Regions from separate parts of the Mus musculus genome. Here region 2 is linked to region 1. A link is a loop called in an ENCODE intact Hi-C map of the cell type or tissue named here. Cell type or tissue: heart. All regions are shown on one strand. Links, peaks and the distances in the headings refer to the core of each region. The heading gives the core; the rest is flanking DNA. Region 1 overlaps Cdc6 (cell division cycle 6). Region 2 overlaps Rara (retinoic acid receptor, alpha).

Region 1 (8,323 bases), core at 11-8,010:
AGGCAGAACCCAGCCGGGCAGCTGGCCTTCATTAACTCCAGCTTTTTCGCCCCCCACTGTGAACCCACAGCTTCTACAGGCCTAGGCTACAGGGGGCTGCCCTAGTCTGACCTTGCAGCTGATACTGGGGTTGGGGGGTACCGCAGCAAAGGCCAAGTTACCAGCTGAAAAGAAAGTCAAGGGAGACTCCTTTTTCCCACTGGGAGCAAGCAGAGAGGAAAGGGGTGTGGGGGTGAGATGGTGGAGGGGGGGGGGAATTTAGGGCAAACAGCAGGCAGTGAAGTCAGCTGGATTGAGGCCCAGAAACCCCCACACCCCGAGGCCAAGTCTTACTCTAGCTTTGCTTTCAGCTAGAGTCTTGGCGAGGCCCCAAACTAGGGAAGGCCCTGGCTGCCCCTTTCCGCCTCCCTGCCCCCACCCTTATTAAATACACATTTTATCTCTCAGCATCTTCATTATCTTAACTGAAGGAGACAAGCAGTGGATGGCGGCGGCAGAGAGCGTCAGGGGAGGGGGGGCTGTGGGGAGCAGGCGCACCCTTGTTACAAAGTTGCTGATCTAGCTCTTTCAGGCAGTGTGGGAAACGGAGGAGGGATCAAAGCGATTGAGGCTGATTCAGAACTCAATTAGAAATTAAAAAAAAAGAAGAAGAAAACCGGGGAGCCACTCTCCTTTTGCCAGCCTGCAGTCTTCAGCCAGCCCCTTGCACCCAATTAGCTTCTACTGGTAGCCTCTGGACTGGTGGAATTGCACCATGAGACCAGAGGACACACACTTAGGCCTCAGCCACCTTTCTCTTTGGTGGAGAAGACATCAGGAGGAAACGGAGATAATACAACCCCCCCCCCCCCCACACACACACACAGAGCTAAAAAGTAGGACATCAAAGGTGGCTTCCTCCCCAAGTCCCCAGTGCCCAGCCACAGCTTTCTGGGCAATCTCTGGGGACCTGAGTTAACTTCTTGACAGACCTACTTCTCCCTAGCCTGTAGGCAAGTCTCCAACCCACAGCCAAAACCTCCCTGAAGCAACAGAGGTTGCCTGAAGCAAATTAGTAGCATGTCCAAGGGACGGGCTGCAAGGCCCTGGGACTGCCAGAAGGCGGCATTTTTGCAGGGTCCCAGCCCACCTGAGTGTGTCTGCGCCCTGCAGTTTACCTCCAGCTGAGGACTGTTTTCTAGATGGGGGGTGGTGGTGGGGAAGGCAGTCCCTTCCTGGTTTCATTCACTGAATAGCAACCAAGAGTAAGCACTGGAGACCGATACAAATGTAAATAAAGTCTGCAGAGGGCTTCTCCTATGCTGTCTCTTAAACCATAAATAAAACCACTTTGCCCCCAGTCCCCGAGAGTCCAGATATTTTTGTGTTTGTGAAGGTTAAAGGTCAATTGTAGGTGTCTTTTTTTAAAAAATAACTACAGGGGTGTCTCTCACCTTTACTGACCAAGCAGAGGCGGTCCAGCCAAAAAGCCCTAAGGACCTTCCTGGCTCAGCCTCCTCACTGCTAGAATTAAAGTCCTCATGTGTGAATGTGTGGCAGAGTGGCCTGGAGATTGAATTGGGGCTTCCCGTTTGCACAGTAAGCACTTTGCCAACTGAACTGTCAAGGTTTGTCTGTCTGTCTGTCTGGTTTTTGGTGGTGTCTTTCCTTTCCAGCCCCAGCACTGAGGACTGAACCCAGGGCCTTGTGCCTATCAGGCAAGCCCGAGAACTCTTTTATTAAGTTGTCCAGGTTGGCCTTGAACTTGTCCTGTGTAGCCGGGACTGCAGGCCTGTACCACCAAGTCTAGTTTGTTGTGTATCTTTAGAAAGTCCGTACAGGCAGGGCGGACTGAGAATGTGGTTCAGTGGTGATGTTCCTGCGCTGGGGTGGGGGTGGGGCAAGGAGCAATGGGAAGGGAGGGAAGGAAAAGGGCTCTGCCAAGTTTTCTGATTTTTGGGTAGCTAGGCTGGACCTCACACACTCTTGGAATTAGCTAGCCACAGGCAAGTCTTCATTGAGCCAGAAATGGCAGAGGCATCTTGGGGTTGGAATTCATACCAACTTTATTGAGTCTATGTTCTTTCCATAGCGATACCTGACACTATGGAAACTTAATCTGGTTCTTAAAATAACAACAACAACAATAATAACAATAATAATAATGACAAACCAGGATACACACACCCCAGTGTCTTCAAAAGGAGGAAATGTAGGTCAGCATCTTTGCCACTACGCCATGTGGCCTAAGATCCTGGCAAAAACTAGCAACCACAGGCCCATCCCTTTCCACTTAAACTCCCACCACCTTCCCATAGCTTCCAGCTTCGGTGAGAAAAAGCAGCAAGGAAAGGCCTCTCTCCTCCTTTCCGCCTCGGCGTCTGAATTACACTTAAGACTTTGCTGACAAACATACATCAGCCTCTGCTCCCACAAGGGCAGCGGAAGCCAAGCAGGGACTCTAAGTCTGCTTCACGCATCACTGACACAACCCACCCTGTTCCAATTGCTGAAGCCTTAAGAGTAGCAATGACCTAGAAATCGACAGTGTGTGTGGGGTGTGTGTGTGTGTGTGCTGAAGGAAACAAAACAGTCCACAGAAAGCCCTATTTCCAAATGGGGAGAAGACAGAGAGAGGGGAAGGAACTTGGCCCCTTTGAATCTGTAAATGCAATCTTGGCTAGAAGCCAGGGAGGATACAGCCCAGTCCCACTGAGAGTCAAACCCTGTTCCTGACTCAAGCCCTGCAGTTAAGAGGAAGGCGCCAAGCCTCAACTACATCGGAGGCGGGGAGGCCGCTCCTCTTTGGGCAGGATCCTACTATGGACACAGAACAGACAGCAGCTGCCCACAGTGTGGAAACAAACTGTAAAGCAGTCACGTCTCTTAAGGCTGCAGCATCCAATAAAATGTAATTTAAATCAAGCCTCACATCTGTTCTCAATCCCATTCGGTCTCTGCTTCCCATCAGTCTTCGGACAATCTTTACAGTTGTGCTCGTTAACCCTTACAGTTCCAGACTCTCTCCAAACTCCTTGGGAGAGTATGGTCTTGTGCACCGCCCCAGAGGGAATGTGTATTCTATGAGTGAGTGCTTGGCATCCAATCTCCTCTCTACAGTCTTCTGCAGTGGGCAGTGTGCATCTCAGAGGGCGTCGAGCGAGCCCTCCTATCTCATCCCAGCACATCCCATCCCATCCCATCCCATCCCACCTGCTGTGGGGTTCAGATCGCTTTACAAGGATAATGTGCAGGCTGCATCAAACAGTGGCCAACAGATCTCCTGTACCCATATCAGATTCCCAAGCTCGGGGCCGGATCAGGCATCGGGGCAGCAGCCTCGCCTGGAGAAAAGCAAAGACTCAGACAGTTCATCCCAGGCATGGTTTGCTCCCAAGCACTTAGCCAGGTACGAATGCATCAGCAACCTCCCAAACAAGTCGGACTCAGGCACCTTCCTGCCCCTTCCCTCAAAACCACCCTTGCCCGGGCCACACTTTCAAAGCGGCGTTGTAATGGTGCCCTCTGGTGTCCCTGTCACAAACTGCCACTTGATGCCAGGAAGATGAACTTCTCTAGGGAGCCTAGAAAGAGGGGCTCAGATGAAAATTCATCCGGAGCTGCATCCTATTGAAACAATGGCTCTGTCTGAGGGAAGCTAACCCTGAGGCAAAGTGTGAGAGAGTATTTCCACTTGCTAGTTATTTTTAATTTTGTTGTTGTTGTTTCTGGAGTCTCTGTAGACCAGACTGTCCTGGAACATGTCTGAAACACAGGGACCCGCCTGCCTCTATCTATCACCTGCGGGCTGGGATTTAAGGGTGTGTACTACCAAGGCCCGATGAGAAGGTATTTTCTTATTAACCTCTGAAAACCTAAGCTACCATGGAGTGTGGCTGCTTAAAAAGACGAACACAAACCCATAAAATGGCTTGAAGGGTAGGCGCTGGTCGCCAGCCAAGTTTGATGGCCCGAGCTCAGTCCTAGCGGTCCACACCGTAGAAGGCAAACAGCGACTCCTGCTGCTTGACTCGGATATGAACACCTATGTGCCCGAAAACCCAGAGACAACAAATGCAGCCCAGACAAACGAAACTTGAAAATAAATATATTCACAATCTGTAGTTATTCTCCTCGTCACCCCCATACTGGTGGGGAGCACGGGAGATTCTTCATCAGTCCTTAAAAAGTCCAGGGCAGCAACACCTGTCACATGAATGAGGCATCCTCTGAACACAATGCCCTTCCACGGAGGCTCGTAAATTTTCCTGGATCATTCCATTTCATCCTTCTAAACTTCAAAGTTCTTTACAAAATATATCCTTTGTAGACAGAGGTAATACATACACACACTCTCCAACACAAGTCCGTATATACTCGTAGGCACTGTGTTTAGGAATGTGAAAGGGGAAAAGTACTGAACATTGCTTTAAAAAGGGCCACTGTTTTTATTCTTACAGAGTCTCATGTAGTCCAGGCCAGCTCAAGCTCACTATGTAGCAAAGGATGGCCTTTAACTCTTGACTCTATTTCCCAAGTGCTGGGATCACAGGCATAAAAGTCACCACACCCAGCTACTCGGTCATTTTTATGGGTAAAACCAGTAAGAACCAAAGATATCAGCCAGCGCTAACACTCATGAATCCATACACTAAAATTTACTGGTGCGGAGTAAAAAAGGCCGTAACTGTTTCCAAACGACCTTACTAAAATGAAGATTCTGGGGGCTCTCAAATGCCAGTGGGAGGGACACCTGCAAGTGCCATGAGTAAGAGCCATTCAGGGCAGACCAGCAGCGAGGATGTTCCCGGTGAAAGCTTTGCCGTTCAGGACATGCTCTATTTCCTTTTCTTCAATCTTCAGAGACACCTGGAAAGAGAAGAGGTCTTTCTGTGATGACGAACATCGGCGCTCACGCATGCACACACTTGCAGGCGCACACGCTGTTACACCCCCCTATCATATTCCATTCTCCTCAAATGGACAGGTTAACTGCTGCCATCCTCAATGGCCCGAATCACATCACTCCGTTGTCCTCACATCCTAAGCCCTAGCTGGCAGAAAAGCAAACTGTTCACTAGTCACTTCTAATCGTTACTTTGGCAGAGGACACGCTCGCCAAGACAGGACAATTAAAAGCAGGGACACGCACAAAAAGCCATTACTTGTACCTTGGTGAGGCGGCTCTCCTTATTTTTCTTTAATCCCACAAGGCCCCTGGACTCCAGGAGTCCTGAAAGGGACAAACACTCAGACTGGTCTACGGCCGTCACCTGCTGTTTGCGACAGATGCTACTGTAGGCTTCATATAACTGGGAGGAAATGAGGGAGAACAAGTGTCACTTACAAGCCACATCTCATAACCTTACAGATGAAAAACAAAAAGAAAGAAGCCCAGAAACTGTGTCTTAAGTTATCTGAATATCTCCCCTCCCACTTTTACTGACCCCTCGAATTGGCAACAGACCTTCCGAACCCCCAATACTTTATGTGATTCTTCTTTAAAAAAAAAAAAAAAAGCTAGAGTGGTGGCATATGCCTTTAATCCTAGCACTTGGGAGGCAGAGGCAGATTTGAGTTCGAGGCCAGCCTGGTCTACAAAGTGAGTTCCAGGACAGCCAGAGCTACACAGAGAAACTCTTGTCTCCAAAAACCAAAACCAAAAAAATTTATTATATGTGAGAACACTGTAGCTGTCTCCAGATGCACCAGAAGAGGGCATCAGATCTCATTACGGGTGGTTGTGAGCCACCATGTGGTTGCTGGGATTTGAACTCAGGACCTTCAGAAGAGCAGTCAATGCTCTTAACTGCTGAGCCAGATTTATTTTATTTTGTGTTTTGCTGCCATGCATTTATGTATGTGTACCATGCTCATGCCTAGATGCCCACGGAGAACAGAAGAGTTGTTGGATCCCCTGGCACTAAAGGTACAGATCCAGATGTTTGTGAGCCACCATGTGGGTGTTGGGGATGGAACCTGGGTCTTCCGCACAAGCAGTTGTTAGTGACTGCCCAGTTTTCTTACTCTAAGGTAGAACTTAGGAACGGGACTTTACGTAAGTTTGGGGAGGGGTTGGGGGAGGACCATAGATGCAAAGACAAAGGTGGGTTCTACACAGCCCTGGCTGGCAATCACCCTGGCTCTGCCTCCTAGCTACCAGGATTACAAGTATGGTACCGCTCTATCTGGTTCATGGCTAACTCAGTTTTTAAATTTTCGGGTAGGGGGCTAAGGGTGGTGAGACAGGATCTTTCTGTATAGCCCTGCCTGGCTCTCCTGGAACTCACTAGGATTAGACTGGCCCAGAGTTCAGAGATCCACCTGCCTCTGCCTCCCAGAGTTTTGTTATTAAAGGCGTGAGCCACCACCGCCTGGCCTCAACTCATGTTTCTGAGACAATGTCTCACGACGGTGTAGCCTTGGCTGGCCTAGAATTCCCTACATAGACCAAGCTCTGGGTCAAATGTAGCAAAAGCTCCACTCGGCCCTGCCTCCTACTCATCGTTAATTCCCAGGGCCTTTTGGAAAGTAGCTTTGGCAAAGCCTCAGCCCCACCTGCTGAGACGCGAAGCTTACCTTCCCCAGGGTGACCTCTTTGATTTTCAGCCGCCGGGTCAAAAGCAGCAAAGAGCAAACCAGGATCTTCTGCTGGAGAGGAAGGGAATCCTGTGTGTTTTCTTGGCTCAAAGTCACCCTGTTCCCATCAACTTCCGAAATGACTTGGGATATGTGAGCAAGACCAACGCGCTTGGGGACCGGCGACTCGCTGGGTGATTTACCTGCAAAGTAAGCAAACTTTGTCCAATTCAGTTCCTTTCCTTCCCTCCTTCCCTTTGTGTAGCTGTCCTCAAAATCTGTCCTCTGCTTCCTGAGTGCTAGCACCACCACCATCTGGCACTTTACTCCATTTCGAAGATAATCGCCTGTGTATGTGCGGAGACACATGATGCAGGTTTTAGCTAAAGGAAACCCCCAGACCCACGTAACGGCACAGCAGAGTTCTGTTTCTGGGGCGGAAGGTGAGGGAAAAGGCAGTTCCAGAAAGCAGGCTTGCCTTTTCTCTAGGAAATAACGACCCAGTCATCTTGTCCTTTCGGATGTAGTTTCGTGTTGAGAAGATAACGAATCTACCCTCCTGAATAAGCAAGAACCCAGACAGATGCCAGCAAGCCTGGCTAACGGCCTCAGAGGTTGGCCGGGGAGTGAAGTCGGGCGCCATAGCACTTGCCTTGCTCAAGGACCCTCAGTTAATCCTCAGCCTAAGACTCTGAAGCAAAGACGACTGCCTGATCGTTACGAAAGGAAAAGGAACAGTTGGAAAAATTATCTAATATTTTAATTAGATATGAGTCAGATGGGCGGGTAAGCGTGGCCAGGAAAAGTCAGTCCCACCTCAGGCCCCGCCCCCAGACGGCTTTCCCAAATGACCTCTGAGGTTCAGTCACAGTGTCCAAACTATTTGGCAAGAAACTTGAGAAAATGCCACGGGCTAGCCTAGCATGTAGTACCTACCCTCCCCAGAGCCGGAAGCTGAGCACAGCGGTGAGCACACAGAGGCCCATGGCCCCACTGTTTGGAGAAGCACTGCTGTGAGAGACAGGGCTTGCTCTCTAACAACCCATGCCTGCAGTTACTTCCTGAGGCCATCTGCACTTGCCCCACACCAATCTGCTTCGATTGCTTTACCACAAGCAGGAAGCTGCAGAAGGCTAATAGAGAAACCAGAGCTCCCAAACGGAGGAGCACAAGTCCCACAATGAAGGGAACTTGGAAGTCTCTCCTTACTCCCCACACAATGGCAAAGCCCCCTCTAAAACAATCCCAGCACGACACCTACCCCATTTTCCTGTTTCATGGTTTAAGAGTCCCCTGTGCTGGCCCTGAACTTGTAGTGACCATGCTGAGTGCTGGAATCACTGGTATGGCCCACCATCCTGGACGTCTCGCCAACTTTTTGTTGCCTATCTTCAGTGCTGGGGAACCTTTATTTCTGTGCATTAGAACATTCCTTGTATTTAGTTGAAGTCACCGTCTGTATAGCTTACTATACAGCAAGGCCACTGAAACCAGTCCTAAATGCGTATCAGAAGTCAAAAGAGGGGATCAGGTTACTTCTGTAATCTAGACCTGGGAGCTCTTTCAGCAGCGTGTGCCAGTGCTGATCCCAGGGCCGCTGACAAGCCTGTGTGTCGTTGCTAAGGGACGGGAGCCTGTAAGGACGGGATAACCTGAGGAGCCAGAGAGAGCAGTCTCAGTCTACAGATCGGGCTGCACTGCCCACTCACTGTCCCAGCACTAATGCTGGTTACTTTTTGAAACCCTTTAAACTGTCTCTTCTAGT
Region 2 (8,323 bases), core at 11-8,010, 51 kb before region 1:
CCATCCTCTTAGAGTCTGTGGGTATCTATCTGCAAGCACACAGAAACATGAATTGTACAAAGTTGTCAGTTCACCTATTTTGTGTATGAAACAATGTTTCCCCCTTTTTGTCTCTGGACCTTAGATAGGTCAGTTTGTACCTCCACCCTCTCTTTAGTTTCCCTATTTCTTGTTTGTTCTGTGCTGGGGACAGACCTCAGGACCTGCATATGCTGAACAAGTACTCACTTGCTTGAACCACTGCTAACCCAGAACCCTTCCTCAGTTGAGTTTCTTTTCTCCTCCTGTCTCTCTCTCTCAACAGGGTATCTCTGTGTGTAACCCTGGCTGTCCTGGAACTCAATCTATATACCAGACTGGCCTCAAACTCAGAGATCTGCCTGCCTCAGCCTCCCTCTTCTGGAGTGCCTGAAGAGAGTGGCAGTGTGCTCACATACATCAAATAAAGAAATGAATTAAAAAAAAGATTTATTTATTATATGTAAGTACACTGTAGCTGTCTTCAGACACCCAGAAGAGGGTGTCAGATCTTATTATGGATGGTTGTGAGCCATCTCTCCAGCCTTAAAGTATTTATTAATGTAGTGAAATCCCCTACTCTTTGTTCTTGCTTTATAATGCTATGTGATAGCAAATACCCTGGTTTTTCCTTTTTTAGGGCAAGATTTTACTATGTAGTCCAGGAACTTGCTGTGTTATACACCAGACTGGCCTTGAACTTGTAGTAGTCCTATTGCCTATGCCTCCTCAAGCACATACTGGTTCTTGTAAGGCCATGTACATTTATTTCAGCTAAATAACCACGTTTGAAAATTACTAGTGGGGGCTGGAGAGATGGCTCAGCGGTTAAGTATACTGACTGTTCTTCCAGAGGTCCTGAGTTCAATTCCCAGCACCCACATGGTGGCTTACAACCATCTGTAATGGGATCTGAGGGACAGTATATCACATACATAAAATAAATAAATAAATCTTAAAAAAAAAAAAGAAAAAGAAAATTACTAGTGAAGTATCTTCCCAATGCTCCCGAGACAGTGAGTTAAGTGAGCAGCTGCTGCCACCTAGTGGCTGACATAGACATGGCTAGAGCCTCTAGGGAAAGAACCGGTTGGCTCAGCTTCCCTGCCAAGGACAGAGGGACTCCAAGCACCTTGGGGTATGTGATGCATCTGGTGTCTCAGAAGTGTTTCCCCAAGGAAGAACCCCAGGTTGAGCAGGGACCCTGAGTGCTCAACTTGCCACTGTGTGTCACCCTGGGCAAGGAAGGACATTGGTTTCCCTGGGCTGAGATATGACAGTAAGGAACTGATAGTGGCAGGATTGTGAACATCAAGTGTAGCCACTGGTCTGTCACTGGGTAACTTCAAGGCCAGGGGCTCTGAGGCCAAGGACTGGCTTCCTCTCTCAGATTGTGGGGAGGGGCTTTCCTCCTCCTCCTGCTCAGCTCTCCTTTCCCAGAATCCCCCGCTGTAGGTGAGACTCTCCCTGCCCCCGGTTTGAGGCCACTGCCAGATTGGGTCTATCTCAGCTCTCAGGGTCTCTGGCCAAGTCTTTGGCACTTAGTGCTTGTGCCAAGCCACTGTGACCCAGAGCCTGTAGAAAGTTCCCATCTTGAGTCCCCTGCCCAGACAGGGAGAGGAGAGGGTGGAGGCAGAGAGGCAAGAGGCATTATAGAATAAATAGAACTTTATTCTTTCTCCAGTAGATCTCAGTGGAAACCCAGCAGGAACAGGTGCGCCAGTGGGCTCCAGGGTGAGACCCCACCCAGGCAGGAGGGCAAGGTAGAGCCTGCTCCCCCAGCCCAGGGGTGTAGGGGAGGGGACCCCCTGGAGTCCCGTCCTGCGGGGCAAGGAGGGGGCCAAGAGGGGTTGGGGGTAGGCTGGGGGAATTGGAGGAACTCAGGCCGTGTGTGTGTGTGTGTGTGTGTGTGTGTGTGTGTGTGTGTGTGTGTGTGTGTGTGTTGAAGGGCCCCATGGGGTGCTGGTGGCTATGAGGCTGGGGGCTGGGGTAACTTGGACCCCTTAGCCGGCCCCTTCACAGTGGGGCTGGGGCTTGGATGAAGTGAGCTCTGACGGGCAGTGAGGAGGAACAGTCTATCCCAGGGGCCCTAGCTTCACCCTTACCCTGATTATTGGTGGGTAGGGGGACAAGCCAAAAGCCAGGATCCTCTCCTCCCAGGGATAGCTGCCCAAGATGCCCACACCCAGTGGCTGGGCAGAGGGGGGAGGGGAAGCTGCTTTCCTGCACGGGACAGGGAAGGTGGCCTTGGAAAGTTAGTATTTCACAGTATTAGAGAAAACTGAGGAGCAAAGACTGGGATGTGGGAGCATCTGCTGGGACATCAAAGGAGAGGGGATCCCTTCCGAGCCCTGCCCGTCCCCGGGACCCACCCCCTTCAGCTCGAGATCCAGCTCCCCCAATACACAGCACAAATTCCTTCAGTATAAATGTGCTTAAAATGAAAATTCTTATTAAAAAAAACCAAAAAACAAAAAAACAAAAACAAAAAAATTAAAATAAAAACAAAACCAACGAGAATTAATATCTGGGGATTGGTACGCAGGATATGTACAGGGAGTCTCCCCCACCCTGGGCACCCTCTGTCACCATCCAAAGCGGGGGTCGGGGGGAAGTCCCCATCTGGGGAGCGATGGCTTGAGTTCCGAGGACAGGGAGCCAGGTCCCGGCGTTTGCTGGTGATGAAGACGTGGCAAGGTGGGTGAGGGCTCAGGCCCAGGTCCTCATGTGGCTCAACGCCTGGCCCGATGCCAGCCCAGGCTGCCGGAAGAGGGCAGTCCATCTTGGGTCCAGGCCTCTGTCCACAGAGTCACTGCCTTCTCCTTCCTGTCCCCCCTGGAAGGTACCCAGTTCTGTCTGAGAGGACAAGCGGGCCCGGGGCCGACAGGTCACACGGCCAGCAGGAAGGCAGAGAAAGCCAGGGCAGGGGTGAGGGCTGTCCGTGTGTCGAGGTGGTCATGGGGATTGGGTGGCTGGGCTGCTTCTGTGGGAGCTGGGACTGAGGCTGGGGCTACAGCTACCCGGAGGGGGGGCCAGGCCACCCCCATCTCGTGTTCCGCCCCCCGACTGTCCGCTTAGAGTGTCCAAGCCCTCAGAGTTCTCCAGCATTTCCTGGATCAGCGGTGGCATGGAGCCTGGGATCTCCATCTTCAATGTGATCACCCGTTCAGCTCCTGTGGGGAAGGAGGTGGGGGTCAGAGACCTGGCCCAGAAGGGAGGGTCACAGGGTAAGGGGATCACTGCCACCCACCTGGGCATCTACCACGCACTGCACCTGCACCTGGGGCTTGTGCCCGCATCACAGGCCTGCTCTCCTGAGCCCATGGTGTGGTGACTGGGTGAAGCATTCTAAATTCAGGCTTGGCTTATCTAGATTTGGCCCCTATGCCTCATGTTTAATCCAGCAGGTGCTTCCAAACACCATCGCCATCCCTCCACTGCCCTCCCACCCCCCAGGAAAATGAGGCTCAGAGCTGGCAAATGCAGTTTTCACAGACCACACCCACATGACCTATTACGGAGGCCTGTCTTAAAGTACCACGGAGAAGTGACAGCTAGAGAGTCCCAGCCTAGACAGATGGGGACATGCCAGGTTCAGACGAGGAAGACACCATGTAGATGCCAAGACGTGAGGTGCCAGCTTGACTGTGGGCAGTGGTCCTAAGCCAGTCCTGGGTGGGCCTTCCTCTAGGTCAATGGTTCTCGGCCTTCCTAATGGCGCAACCCTTTAATACAGTTCCTCATGTTGTGGTGACCCCCCAACCATAAAATTATTCTGTTGCTACTTCAAATCTGTAATTGGGCTGTTATGAACTGTCAGGTAAACACCTGACACGAGGCTCACTGTGAGAGTCATGTGACCCCAGAGGGGTTTCGACCCCTTATGTTGGAAACCACTCCTGGTGGTGAAGATGACACTCACCCTTGGCGCTGATGCTCCGAAGGTCTGTGATCTTCATCAGCATCTTGGGGAACATGTGGGGTCGGCTGGGCCTCCGTTTCCGGACGTAGACTTTCAGTGCTTCCAGCAGCGGCTCTTGCAGCATGTCCACCTTGTCTGGCTGCTCCAGGTCCTGTCGGTCTGAGCACAAAACTGTCCCTGAGCAGGAGCCCCACCCCACCCCTAGCCAACTCCACCAACCGAGAATACACACAGCTGCTTTCCCAGATCTGGCCACTTGGGGGCGGGTCTGCCCAAGTCACAGAGGGCAGAAGGCTGCTCCCATATACCTGGCCACAGGGTAGGCCAGGAAGGGTCTCTGGGCTGGTAGGCAAGAAGAGAAGCTTTCTACTCTAAAAAAAAGAGTGGGGTGTGGGCTTCTCAAAGCTCAGCAGCTATGGTGGTGGAGATGGACACCCCTGGCCCAACACGGGTAGCGCTCCTCATAGAAAGCAGGGACGTCCCAGCAGGTCACCATCATTACTACAGCAGTGTGACATGGAATAAAATAATAATTAACATTAACTGTTAACTGGGTCTTATTCTTTTTGTTTGTTTTTGTTTTTCGAGACAGGGTTTCTCTGTATAGCTCTGGCTGTCCTGGAACTCACTCTGTAGACCAGGCTGGCCTCAAACTCAGAAATCCACCTGCCTCTGCCTCCCGAGTGCTGGGATTAAAGGCGTGCGCCACCACGTCCGGCCTGGGTCTTATTCTTGACCCAGGTCTCAGATGAAGATCACAGACCTTCGGAGCTTATTCTAGACTGGTGCTTGCTGCCTGAGACCCTGGTCTTGTGTGCCCAGAGTCCGGACCTGCCCCTCCAGGCCTCCACATGCCTCCTGAGAGCCACCAGCGCCTCACCCACCTCCACAGATGAGGCAGATGGCACTGAGCAGTCCAGTCTCAGCATCGTCCATCTCCAGGGGCAGCAGCTGGTTGGCGAAGGCAAAGACCAAGTCGGTGAGGGGGCCAAAGCCAGCGTTGTGCATCTGAGTCCGGTTCAGGGTCAGTCCATCTGAGAAGGTCATTGTGTCTTGCTCAGGCGTGTACCGCGTGCAGATTCGCAGAATCTGGGTGCAGAGGGTGTACACAAGGTTCAGAGGCTGGAGGCGCCCCCACCTTCTGGCCCAGCAGCCCCTGGCACACCAGTTCCAGCATCCCCAGAGGCCTCTCTCTTGCCCTGGCAAGCAGCCAGAGCATGGCTGGCTGACAAGAATTTCCTCCAGTGATGGAAAGGTTCTGTCTGCAGCATCCGAGGCAGTAGCCACCGGCCCCATGTGGCTACCGAGCACTCGAGAAGTGGCTAATGCAACGGAGGGACTGAACTGAGTCTAATTGTAATTAAATTTAAATAGGCGCGCATCTCCACCGCTACTGCTCCGGGCAGCAGATCTAGGCCACGCTGCCTTCGTATAGAGAAATCACGAGGGAAAGGAGTTTCCAGCCAGCAAGAAACAAGGCAGATCTGTTCCTAGGACCATCCCATTCAACCCCAACAGTTCGTACCCAATGGCGCCTCCCCCATCTGTGCACTGGGGACCCGGCACTTGATGACCTTCCCTTCCCAGAAGCCTCTCCACACTTCTAGTTCTCCACCTAGGATGTGTCTTTGAAGGAATAGGTGGTGGACTGAACCCCTGAGAGTGATTATGGGGAGTCCTCCTCTTAGCCTTCACTCGTGACAGTTCTTATTACGTCCAGCATCCCGCTCACAACTCAGGCCACCAAACGCTCTGGCGTGCCAACTCCATCCAGCACTGTGTCCCAGCAGCAGACCTTTCTACTTCCTGTTCCCAGGATAATGCCACCTTCCCACAACACAGCTAAGTGGACAAGGTGCCCACAGGAGTGGAAGAAAGTGGCCCAACGTGAGCGGTGGGGGATTTGGATTCGGGGGAAAGCATCGGGGAAAGTGGCCATCTGGCTGGGAACAGATCCTACAAGGGCCGGAACCCGGCTGGAGAGCAGGGGCAGACTCTCACCAGGATATCCAGGCAGGCAGCCTTGAGGAGGGTGATCTGGTCGGCGATGGTGAGGGTGGTGAAGCCGGGAAGCTGCTTGGCGAACTCCACAGTCTTAATGATGCACTTGGTGGAGAGTTCACTGAACTTGTCCCAGAGGTCAATGTCCAGGGAGACTCGTTGTTCTGAGCTGTTGTTCTGGGGGAGGCAGGGAGGGTCAGGGCCTCAGCTACGGCACTGGCACCCGCTTCAGCCTGGCCGCTCGCTGCCTTTCGCCCTCTGCTCAGCCTACACTTCCTGACAGTGTAGGAGGAGACAGGGGAAGGGCAGCAGAGGCGGCCTGGGTGTGCAGTACCCCTCGCGGCTGGCATACCGTAGTGTACTTGCCCAGCTGGCAGAGGGCCGGGAAGGTCTCCTGGTGCGCTTTGCGAACCTTCTCAATGAGCTCGCCCACCTCAGGCGTCAGCGTGTAGCTCTCTGAGCACTCGGGCTTGGGTGCCTCTTTCTTCTTTTTGTTTCGATCGTTTCGCACCGCTGGGGGGAGGGAGGGGTGGAAGGGGGGACATGGGTTGGTTAGAGAGTGACTGCTTTTGGCTCGGGGTCGTCCAGCCTATGCTGTCCACCACCCAGACAGACACACACAGACAGACAGACAGATCCACAAAACAGTGCCCCACACTAACCTGTCTGACTCATATCCTAAATCCTATTTTAGGGCCTGGGACTGTGGCTGAGGCCACACCACACATGTGCACATATGCCCTCCGCCAGTGTGTGGTACCCTGTCGTCATGCACCCATGGCAGCAGCCCACACTCTAAGAACATGTGCCCAGGTTGGCAGTCACACACACTGAGTCCCCGCTTTGGTGCCTGCCAGGAATCCCTGCTGTCCCAGCTCTCCTGGCAGCGATCTCCCTGGGGGATTCCTAAGACTGGCTCAAAGCAGCTTCCCTGGGCAGGCAGGGAATAAGGCTCCCCAACCAGAGAATGGGGGCCCCCTGGCAGAAGAATCTCTTGGCCCATTAGCCGGGGAGCTGACAGATCGCTGGGAGGGGGGCGCTGAGCCGCACACACCGCTCGGGCTTTAAAGAAGCGATGGGGTCGTTACCAGCCGATTATCCCAGACACACAATCACTCACAGGGCCTCCGTGGCGGCTGCTGACGCGGGAGGAAGGAAGGGTGGGGGTGGGGGTCCAGGGAGGGGACGGGGGGGGGGTGATGGGGGGGGAAGCTGGCATAATTTGGAGATCACTCATGTCGATTCTGCAAATTCAATAAAGTGCAGGGGAGAGAAGGGAGAGGCAGAGTGGGGGATAATTTGGGAAGAGAAAATTGCAGCTGTGACAAGACGTTTATCATTCGGAAGCTTTAATTCTATTGAAATGGCAGCTGCTCAGCTCCGGGGCACGGAGCAGCCGGGAGAGGGAGAGGAGGGAGAGAAAGAAAGGGGGAGTTGTTGTGGGAAGGAGAGGGGGTCCCCACCCTCGTCCTGTTCTAATAGTTCAAAGAAGGAAGGTGGGGCAAAGGGAGAAGGAAGTGACGGCCCCTTTACCAAAAGGTCTCAGTTCTGCACGTCCCAAGTTGTCACAGACTCTGCAGAGGACCGTCACTAGTCACTACTTCCTGAGTACAAGACCAGCACTCCCGTGTCTCTGGTGACAGGAGGCAGCAGGATATCCAGCTCCCCAATTCCTGGCTGGGGCTGCTGGTGCATTAGTCAGAACCATCTTTCTCAGCACCCCTCCCCACAAAGGGCTGGAGGGGGTCTTGCAGCCCCCTCCCCCACCTCATCCCCCAAGGCTCGGGCTCCATGGCAACGGCCACGCAGACAAGGAGGCGTCTGTCAGCGTCATTTATCTCTGACATCATCAATCACTGGTCACCACGGCAACACCCATGATTCAACACAAGAGGGTCTCCCCGTCCAGCCCTCCCCTCTGTCCCTCCCTCCGTCAGGGCCTCAGCTGAGCCCAAACTGGAAACCCCCTTTCCTCTGGGATCTGAGAAGCCCAATTCTCTTCCAACTCAGGGTTCCAGGTTTATCCAGACAATGGCTTCAGGGGGTCCTATGTCAGCCCCCCCATACATACAGACCAACTTCACACCTTTTCGAGTTCAGGCCTCTCCCTTAAGATACAGGAGGGACTGGGATAAGCTACTGAGCCACACCCAAAGCCAAGCAAAACCCAGAAGAAAGCTATCCTGGGGGCAGGCACCCCATACACAAGCAGGCATGCAAGCAACCACCATGCTAAGGGGACCGCTCTGTGCATTCTGGGCTTAACACCAAACGATCCATGGACACGCAGCCAGCCAGACTCCCAGGTTTGTGGTGTTATCTACAAAGCATCCTTAACTAGAAGCTTGCCCGCCTGCCGCGGCACACATGTTCCCACATGTA

What was found. A loop is a pair of places that touch in the nucleus more often than their neighbours do. Peaks named below come from ENCODE experiments on the same cell type or tissue, not always from the same donor. Only the 100,000 strongest peaks of a DNase experiment are listed, where the experiment ranks them.
Region 2: it touches region 1 in a loop (6-fold over the local background); 39 of 42 quality-filtered maps call a loop at or near these places.

The regions. Positions count from the first base shown.
Region 1 is chr11:98,917,641-98,925,963 of GRCm38, reverse strand. It overlaps Cdc6 (cell division cycle 6), which reads right to left. Exons shown (of 12, transcript NM_001025779.2): 10 at 6,559-6,761; 11 at 5,151-5,291; 12 at 2,022-4,848. The coding sequence ends at 4,759. Among named protein-coding and RNA genes, the nearest start is that of Cdc6, 14 kb to the right of the region's middle. In heart, for the core only: CTCF peaks have their summits at 3,493 (motif pointing left), 4,045 and 7,489; DNase peaks (open chromatin) are centred at 363, 2,733, 3,453, 7,513 and 2 weaker places; H3K4me3 peaks cover 333 bases; H3K27ac peaks cover 1,679 bases.
Region 2 is chr11:98,968,288-98,976,610 of GRCm38, reverse strand. It overlaps Rara (retinoic acid receptor, alpha), which reads right to left. Exons shown (of 9, transcript NM_009024.2): 5 at 6,294-6,454; 6 at 5,942-6,118; 7 at 4,825-5,029; 8 at 3,941-4,099; 9 at 1,669-3,191. The coding sequence ends at 2,974. Among named protein-coding and RNA genes, the nearest start is that of Gjd3, 11 kb to the left of the region's middle. In heart, for the core only: CTCF peaks have their summits at 1,080 (motif pointing left), 2,790 (motif pointing right) and 4,200 (motif pointing right); DNase peaks (open chromatin) are centred at 1,090, 2,850, 4,180, 5,150 and 7 weaker places; H3K4me3 peaks cover 1,421 bases; H3K27ac peaks cover 3,210 bases.